Linked DNA regions of Mus musculus: region 2 is linked to region 1. The links are chromatin loops, found by intact Hi-C in ENCODE. Cell type or tissue: heart. All regions are shown on one strand. Each heading gives the region's core, and the rest is flanking DNA. Links, peaks and the distances in the headings are about the cores only. Region 1 overlaps Cfap97 (cilia and flagella associated protein 97). Region 2 has its middle 26 kb from the start of Slc25a4.

The links. Hi-C counts contacts between places; a loop is a spot of excess contacts. Peaks named below come from ENCODE experiments on the same cell type or tissue, not always from the same donor. Only the 100,000 strongest peaks of a DNase experiment are listed, where the experiment ranks them.
Region 2: it touches region 1 in a loop (7-fold over the local background); 18 of 42 quality-filtered maps call a loop at or near these places.

The regions. Positions count from the first base shown.
Region 1 is chr8:46,183,800-46,188,196 of GRCm38, reverse strand. All of the region lies in intron 3 of Cfap97 (cilia and flagella associated protein 97), which reads right to left. Among named protein-coding and RNA genes, the nearest start is that of Cfap97, 22 kb to the right of the region's middle. In heart, for the core only: a CTCF peak has its summit at 2,649 (motif pointing left); no DNase peak of the experiment used is centred there.
Region 2 is chr8:46,235,101-46,239,497 of GRCm38, reverse strand. No RefSeq gene overlaps it. Among named protein-coding and RNA genes, the nearest start is that of Slc25a4, 26 kb to the right of the region's middle. In heart, for the core only: a CTCF peak has its summit at 2,342 (motif pointing right); a DNase peak (open chromatin) is centred at 2,757; H3K4me3 peaks cover 616 bases; H3K27ac peaks cover 1,305 bases.

The sequences.
Region 1 (4,397 bases), core at 304-4,303:
CCAACAGCTCAGGTTATACTTTCCCTTCAGAGCTCAGCTTGCGTTTTTAAATATTCTGACAGTCCCATGGTTTCAATTCCTTGTCACTGATTTCTGTTTGGATTTTTGAGATAGGCTGTCCCTCCGTAGGTCAGCTGGCCTCACGCTGGCCTTGAGCATGAATCCTGAGAGCTGGGAGCACAGGGATGTTAGTCCATCTGGAGGGGAGGGAACAAATTCATTGTCTGATTCTCATTTCTGAAGGAATGGGTAAGGCAGTGACTGAACTGAGTGAGCACTACAGCAACACGTGATAAAGTCTAAGAAATAGGTACGGTTGCCAACATTCCCAGGGAAGGAGTTACAGAGACACAGTTCAGAGCAGAGACTGAAGGAAGGACCATCCAGAGACTGCCCCACCTGGGGATCCAGCCCATAAACAACCACCAACCCAGACACTAGGCAGATGCCAAGAAGTGCTTGATGACAGGAGCCTGATATAGCTGTCTCCTGAGAGGCTCTGCCAGTACCTGACTAATACGGAAGTGGATGTTAGCAGCCATCCATTGGATGCAGACACAGGGTCCCCAATGAAGGAACTAGAGAAAGTACCCAAGGAGCTGAAGGGTTTTGTAGCCCCATAGGAGGAACAATACTAACTAACCAGTACCCTCAGAGCTCCCTTAGAATAAACCACCAATCAAAGAAAACACATGGTGGGACTCATGACTCTAGCTGCATATGTAGCAGAGGATGGCTAGTTGGCCATCAATAGGAGGAGAGGTCCTTGGTCCCGTGAAGGTTCTATGCCCCAGTATAGGGGAACGCCAGGGCCAGGAAGTGGGAGGGGGGTTGGGGAGCAGTGGGAGGGGAAACTAGGAAAGGGGATAACATCTAAAATGTAAATAAAGAAAATATCTAATAAAAAATAGGTACGGTTGAGAAAAGGGTTCATTGTCCACACTTAATGTTACGAGTTTAAATGTCATTGAGCCATTTACAGAACTATATGTCTGGGTCTTGAGATATGTACACACAGAATCTGCCCAAAGTAATATTTTGTTTCGGTTTCATAATGTTCTAAAATATTGATAGGAATTTGCATTTTGTTACCAATTATGAAAAAAATAGTCTTACATGGTACACAGAAAATAAGCCGGGTGGTGGTGGCACACGCCTTTAATCCCAGCCCTTTGGAGGCAGAGGCAGGTGGATTTCTGAGTTTGAGGCCAGCCTGGTCTACAGAGTGAGTTCCGGGACAGCCAGGGCTACACAGAGAAACCCTGTCTCGAAAACAAACAAACAAACAAACAAACACCCCCAAAAAACAAAAACAAAAAAACCCAGAAAATATTAAAAATAAGGGGTAGTTCTTTGTAATTCTGTACATAGAAACAAACCAAAAAGGCTTATAAAGATACTATTTTAATATCCCAAAAGATTTTAAAAATGACATTTGGAAGTTCCTTGACAATGAGAAAAACAGCCAAGTTGAAAACGTTCTGTAGAAATGTAAGGTAAGAGCATAGATTTGATTGTTGAAGGTGTGTTGCTTTCAATGCTACCATTTTCTCCTGCCATTTGTTCTGTGACAGGGTCCCATGTAGTCCAGGCTTTGCCTGCACTTGCAGCGTAGCCTAGGGAAGCCATGAACACCTGATCCTCCTACCTCTACCTCCCAGGTGCTGGGATGACAGGTGTGGGCCACCTCTGGGGCCCAGAACAGCCTAGATTTAAAACAATGCTAAGACTCCCCTACCACCTTTCTCTTTGGCATCTTATAAATGTCTTGTAGATTAAGTCTAGAACCACTGTTATTCATCTTTGTGAAAAAAAAAAAGTAACAAGTATCCAAAAGTCGGGAAAGTAGAGGCAAGGGCATCTCACATTTTCCCAGCTGGAGTCCTACTGAGCCGCAGTCAGCTCTCTGTCTGCCACAGAAGGATGGTAACCGCAGAAAGAGGAAAATAACACTAAGTGAACTATAAGTTATTCAAGACCTCAGTGGAAGGTTCTGGCCATCCAGCAAACTCAGAGTCTTCACTGGATGCTTTTAGATCTGAAACTTTATGAAACATTGTAGTTTAAAAAAAAGTTAATAGGAAATTCAGAAGCAGAAAAATCTACTTCTCTGGATTTAAAACTCTTATCCACGCGAGGAGGGGCGGGGAGAGGGAGCGGGAGACAGACAGACCTTAGTGAGAGACGGACAGCGTGAGAGACAGAGACACCTTAAAAAGCAAAATGAAAAAAAAAAATTTTAACTGAAGTTGTAGACTGCTTGTGACCACTTGGGGGAGGCTTATTTCATCCCTAACATTGTTGAAAGCAAGCCCCTGCTCTTTTACCTGAGGGGAAAACCTGACATATAATTCGAAAAGTGAAATAAGCTCATTAGATGCTAAAATGAAACAACACACCAGTATCCTTCTGAGAACTCTCTTGCTATGTCTATTTTTGTCTCTCTGAGAAAAAAAAGGAAACATAACATGTTTAAATGCTAGCAAAGAAATCCACCCACCAATCCACCCACCAATCCATCCATCCATCCATCCATCCATCCATCCATCCACAAGGAATTTCAAGATTCAGGACTTAAAACCCTGTTTTGGAAACAGTCTTGCGGTAACAGTCAGTATGAAGCAAGCACGCCCTCTGCTGGCAAAACTGTATTTCTCTCTACCCTCCCTCCTTTCCTTGTTGCTGGAGACTGAACAAGCAACAACACTTTAGCATCTCCTCTGTACTCCCTTGATTTACTTGGATATAGTATCTAAAGAGAAGAATGCTAATATCTGCCCACTGAAACAGAGGATAGACCTTGAAATTTAGTGGGACATAGTAACAATTTGCTTTGAATTCTAGGGCTCCATTTTATAGTCTACACTTCTGCATAGTACTTTACTGTTTTAAGTTTATTCATGCAGCTCCTGGAGTCCAGTATGCTAATGTGTGTGTGTGTGTGTGTGTGTGTGTGTGTGTGCGTGTGTTTTAATAATCATGACAAACAATGGACCTTGTTTGTTCATATACCAGCCACAGATATAACTACATGCATGTGTGTACAAGCATTCATTACAACCACAATCAATCAGCCAGAAAACAGATTAAACCGAGTATTAGCTCACACTGTAGGAAAACTTAAAGCCAATATGGCTCTCTGAAGTTTGGGAAGAGGTGAGCTTGGTCCTGGAGCCTACACAGTGGACAGAAAGAACTGACTCTTCAAGTTATCCAATGTCTTCACATCCACGGTAAGACAGAGAGAGAAAATGTTTAAATAAACAGAAAAATAAAGAAGGGTTTGGATATAAAATAAACATAAAAACAAGTAACAAATAACCAGTTAGGAAACATGAAAACTATATATAATAGCACAAAAATACACCAGTTCTAAGCTCATCAAAAAGAAAAGTCAAACTATCTTATCACATGGGCTGATTACATGCTGACATGCCAGGACTTTGTGGGCTGTGGCTCTGATAGTTCAATGACAGCATTTCCAAGACCTGGATTTGACCTGCAGCACCAATGAATAATCAAACAAAATTAAATATAGCAATATCATATACAGTCAGTTGAATAAAGCCATGTTCTGATGTGTAACAAGTTACACTGGAAAAAATACTTGTTTACATATGTAAGTTACAATGTATATGGAGCAAAGAAGAATAAAATATTGGCAGTTTCCCACTGCTTTTAAATCTTCACTTTTGAAGCCATGTGTGGTGGTGCCTACTTTTGATTCCAGCCCTCTGGGAAGCAGAGACAGGTGGATCCCTGTGAGTTTGAGGCCAGTCTGGTCTACAGAGTGAGTTTCAGGACAGCCAGGGCACAGAGAAACCTTATTTCAAAAAAACAAAATGAAACAAACAAAAAGATCATTGCTGGAGGAATAGTGAAAGCTTTAAGAAGCTGCTGACAGTCCTCACCTATGAATATTCATATGAATATAATGCATAGTCAGACACTAGTGGGCTGAGATTTTCCATCTGTTAAGTCCAGGCTCTTTAAAAAGCTAAGCACACACCTGGTGCCTGCACTGGAAAGGAAGAGCAAGAGAAATAGAAGTTTAAGGCCAGCTTGGGTTATACAGTGAGACCATATCTCAATATCAAAACAAGACAACAACAACAACAAAAAAAATGAAACAAAGAATTACTAGCATGTGGCCCAGCAATTCCAGTTTCGACACTTAAGGGAAATGAAGCAGAGACATGAACAGACAGTTTAACGTCAGTGTCCATCTATTACAACTGCCTAGAGTGTCTACCAGCAAAGGGTATAATCACAATGTTACACACTTACAGGGGAATCTCAATCAACTTAAAAAGTTTTGATACAAGAAGCTGGAGAGTCCACTTACTAGTGAAGAGCACTTGCTGCTCTTGCAGAGGACCTGGGTTTGATTCCCCAGC
Region 2 (4,397 bases), core at 171-4,170, 51 kb before region 1:
CAGTCTGAGCCAGACGCACACAAGGAGTGTCCTTGGCGAAGTTCTGATGCCAAGGCTGCCGGCATCAGAAATGCTTGAGGACATTTCTAATGGAATCTGATGCCCTCTTCTGGTGTGTCTGAAGACAACAACAGTGTACTCAAATACATTTTTAAAATTTTTTTATTAGATATTTTCTTTATTTACATTTCAAATGCTATCCTGAAAGTTCCCTATACCCTCCCCCCACCCTGTTCCCCTACCCACTCCAACTTGTTGGTCCTGGTATTTCCCTGTACTGGGGCATATAAAGTTTGCAATACCAAGGGGCCTCTCTTCCAAATGATGGACAACTAGGTCATCTTCTGCTACATATGCAGCTAGAGACACAAGTTCTGGGAGGTACTGGTTAGTTCATATTGTTGTTCCACCTATAGGGTTGCAGATCCCTTCAGCTCCTTGGGTACTTTCTCTAGCTCCTCCATTGGGGGCCCTGTGTTCCATCCTATAGCTGACTGTGAGCATCCATTTCTGTATTTTCCAGGCACTGGTATAACCTCACAGGAGACAGCTATATCAGAGTCCTTTCAGTAAAATCTTGCTGGTATATACAATAGTGTCTGGGTTTGGTGGCTGATTATGGGATGGATCCCCGGGTGGGGTAGTCTCTGGATGGTCCATCCTTTTGTCTTAGCTCCAAACTTTGTCTCTGTAACTCCTTCCATGGGTATTTCTTTCCCGTACCCATATACATTAAATAAATAAGTAAATAAATAAATCTTTAAAAAAAAAGAGAGAAGAAAAGAGTGTATCAGCTGCCACACGCAGAACTCCAGACACTAGGAAGACCACACGCAGAATTCCAGACAGTACGAAGGATGGTCTTTAAGGTGGAAGAAGAGAACAGTAGAGTTGAGGTGCTGCTGAGGGCCACAGATGGGGACTACAGGGCTCTAGCATCTTTGTCACTGACCCTGACCATTTCCAGAAGGCAAAAAGGCAGCCCTGAACCATGATAAGGACAGAATGAATTAGATCCCATCAAAGGGCTGGCCAGATGGCTCAGTGGTTAAGAGCACTTGCTGTTCTCACAGAGTATCAAGGATACATTCCCAGCACTCACATAGGATGGTTAACCACAGCCAGTAACTTCAGTCCCAGAGAATCAATGCCCTCTTCTGTGTACCTGTACACATGTGGTGCACAGATACACACTCAAGCACATACACATGAAGCAATAGATAAATCTGTAAATATACATATTTAAAAGTAGGAAGACCTCCTCCCTCCCCAGCTTCTGTATAGAGATTTGACTCAAGGGAGCATTCTCAAGGAACACAGGCAAACAGCCGTTGAAGCAAGAGCAAGAGAGAGACACGCAAGGTCACAGGTGTGCTGGTTTATTGCTTTAGACTCGTGTCTTTTCACTAAATGCTAATGGCAGTTGAGGTAGGATCTTTGGACAATGAATGAGCCATAGGGCTCTGCTTTCATGAGTGGACTACTCTCATCACTAACACTGAGGGAACACAAAGGTTAGTCAGAAGGAAGGGGGTCACTAGAATGTAGTCCTGCATCCTGTGCATCTGGGAAGGCAGGTGTGTTCGTACACAAAAGTAACTCTATAACCGCAAAAAGTCAATAGCAACAGAGTTGCAGTCCTGCAGCACTAGCGTTGGAATTCCAACCTCTCCTAGAGCAGCTGAAGGGTGAGCAAGTGAAAGGATGATCCATTATGACGAGACAGCGGTGCCTGTTAGTCATAACGGCTTAACCAGCCCTCACAGTCCCTCACCATGAGATGTTCTGTGCTCTGACCAGATAAGCTTGGACATTTTAGCTTCTAGAATGGCAAGAAATAAATTCTTTGCCATAAATTGCCTAGCCTCAACTACTCAGTTATAACAACAGTAAACACAGTAAAGAACAATTTCATTTTTAAAAAGGAGAGAAAAACTTCTTAGTAATAATTTTTAATGACTTATGGTATTTCTTTATTTCTGAATATTTTTTATTGAAAAATTGTATTAGTTTTTGAGATTATAACATAATTATATCATTTCCCCTTCTGTTTCCTCCCTCAACGTCCTCCCATATACTCCTCCTGCTTCTCTTTCAAGTCCATGAGCTCTTTTTATTTATTTATTTTTATTTTTTTATTATTGGGCATTTATTTCATTTACATTTCCAATGCTATCCCAAAAGTTCCCCACACCCTCTTTATTTCTGAATATTATGTGCAAGTTTTTTTGTTATTCTGAAATGAGCAGGATTAATATTTCAGTAAAATGATACTTGCCCGGGGTTTAAAATATTTTCATAAATGTCATTTATGCCAACTTCATACAGTAGATGGCAGAAGAGATACAAAAGAAAAAAGTTATAACTCCGGCATGGAAGGTGATGTTACCAACATGTGTGTGTGTATCCATGCACATGTGTGTGTCTATGAGCAATTTTACTTTGTTCTAAGTAGCCCCTCTGCATTGCAAGTGTCCTAAAGAGAGCACAATTTAACTTTAATGTAGGTCCCTGTGTAGCATGGACTGAGCAGGCTAAAGTTTACTCTCCACTATAAGGTCCCCTATCTAGGCAAAAGGTCAAGTGCTCCAGAAGGCTGAAGCTAAAAATAGGGCATGGCTCTTCAGGAGCTGCAGAAGTTATTCAGGGGGAGGTGAGTCACACCAAGACAGTGCCCTGCACCCTCCATGCACTGGGGTAACCTCCTTCACCCGGGAAAGCAGGTTGGGTCTTGCAAAAATGGTTTTAATTATAAGACTAACTTCATTAACAACGTACGGCAGTTCCATTTCTATGCCACCTTCTGTCCCAAAGGCCAGCTTCCCCTGGACATCAGAGGCGAGGCTGCCTGCTATGCATTGACATTGGGCCCCCAGGGAGAGCAGCCCAGAGATGGAGCATTTTAAGAGTCCAGCCTGTCTGAAAGCCTGTCCGGGAATGTTGGTAGGACTGTGGAATCTATAAGAATGGCAGTGGCCAACCCAGAGGGGCAGGACATGAGTGTGGGAAGGATTTGTTCCTGATCCTTTCATTGTTGCCTTTCTGGAAGTTTCTCAGGAAATCCAAGTAGTTAATGCCCGTTGAACTGTTTACAAGCTTGAAGGTCTCCAGAAAACAAACAAACAAAAAACACCGAAACACTCCATTTTTAATGTACAAGGCATGCATGTTTCAAGACCAAAATGAAATATTACCCTTCAGCCTGAGAGAGGGTAAGCTGGACCATTACTGTACCAGTTTCCCACGTAAATCACATGTGGGTCTTTACATTATTTTTTTCTTAAGAATCTCATGGGCTGGGATGTGGGTCCATTGGTAGAGGGCTTACCCAGTGTGCACAAAGCCCTAGGCTGGACACTCAGCCTTATATAAACTAGATGTGGTGATACACGCCTTCTAATCTAAGCATTCCAAAGCAGAGAAAGGAAGACCAGAGGTTCAAGGTCATCTTTGGCTACATAGTGAGATTGAGGCCAGCCTGGGCTACATGAGACTGGATCTCATTTCCCCTGATCAGGAATGCCAATACCACTCAAGGATCTGCAAATACCTTGTTCCAATGTAGAAATGGTGTTAGTTAATCCCAGCACTCAGGAGGCAGAGGCAGGTGGATTTCTGAGTTCGAGGCCAGCCTGGTCTACAAAGTGAGTTCCAGGATAGCCAGGGCTATACAGAGAAACCCTGTCTCGAAAAGCCAACCAAAAGAAAGAAAGAAAGAAAGAAAGAAAGGAAGGAAGGAAGGAAGGAAGAAAGAAAGAAAGAAAGAAAGAAAGAAAGAAAGAAAGAAAGAAAGAAAGAAAGAAAGAAAGAAAGGAAGAAGGAAAAGGTGTCAGGAGGTGTTAGTGTTACAAAACAAATTCATATCAAACACATCGGCTTACATCGAAGTGGGGAAATCTTTGCCTTGGTTTCAGCTGCTATCTGCTGACATTGGTAGGGTTGGTGACAGCTATGGTCTGTCCATACATTCAAGGGTTTCACATGATAGTCATAAAGATATTAGTACAGACACGGAAGTGGGCAATGAATGCTTACTAAGTCTTCTTAAGACTGTTGGGTAGGGGTCCCTCAGGCAATAGTTCTCAACCTGTGGGTTTTAACCCCTTTGGCAAACTTCTATCTCCCAAAATATTGACATTATGTTTCATAACAGTAGCAAAATTACAGCTACGAAGTAGCACTGGAAATAATTTTATGATTAGGGGTCGCCACAACAGGAGAAGCTATATTAAAGTGTCACAACTGTTGAAAGGCTGAGAGCTACTTCTCCCAGAGGAACAGAACCAATGTATATTTCAAATGGGAGTCTCAGGATGGGCTCACATCATATAGGCTGGGAAGTCCAACATTGGCTGTCTGTGTGCTGGAGAACCCAGTAGTGCATGCTCAGCCCACCA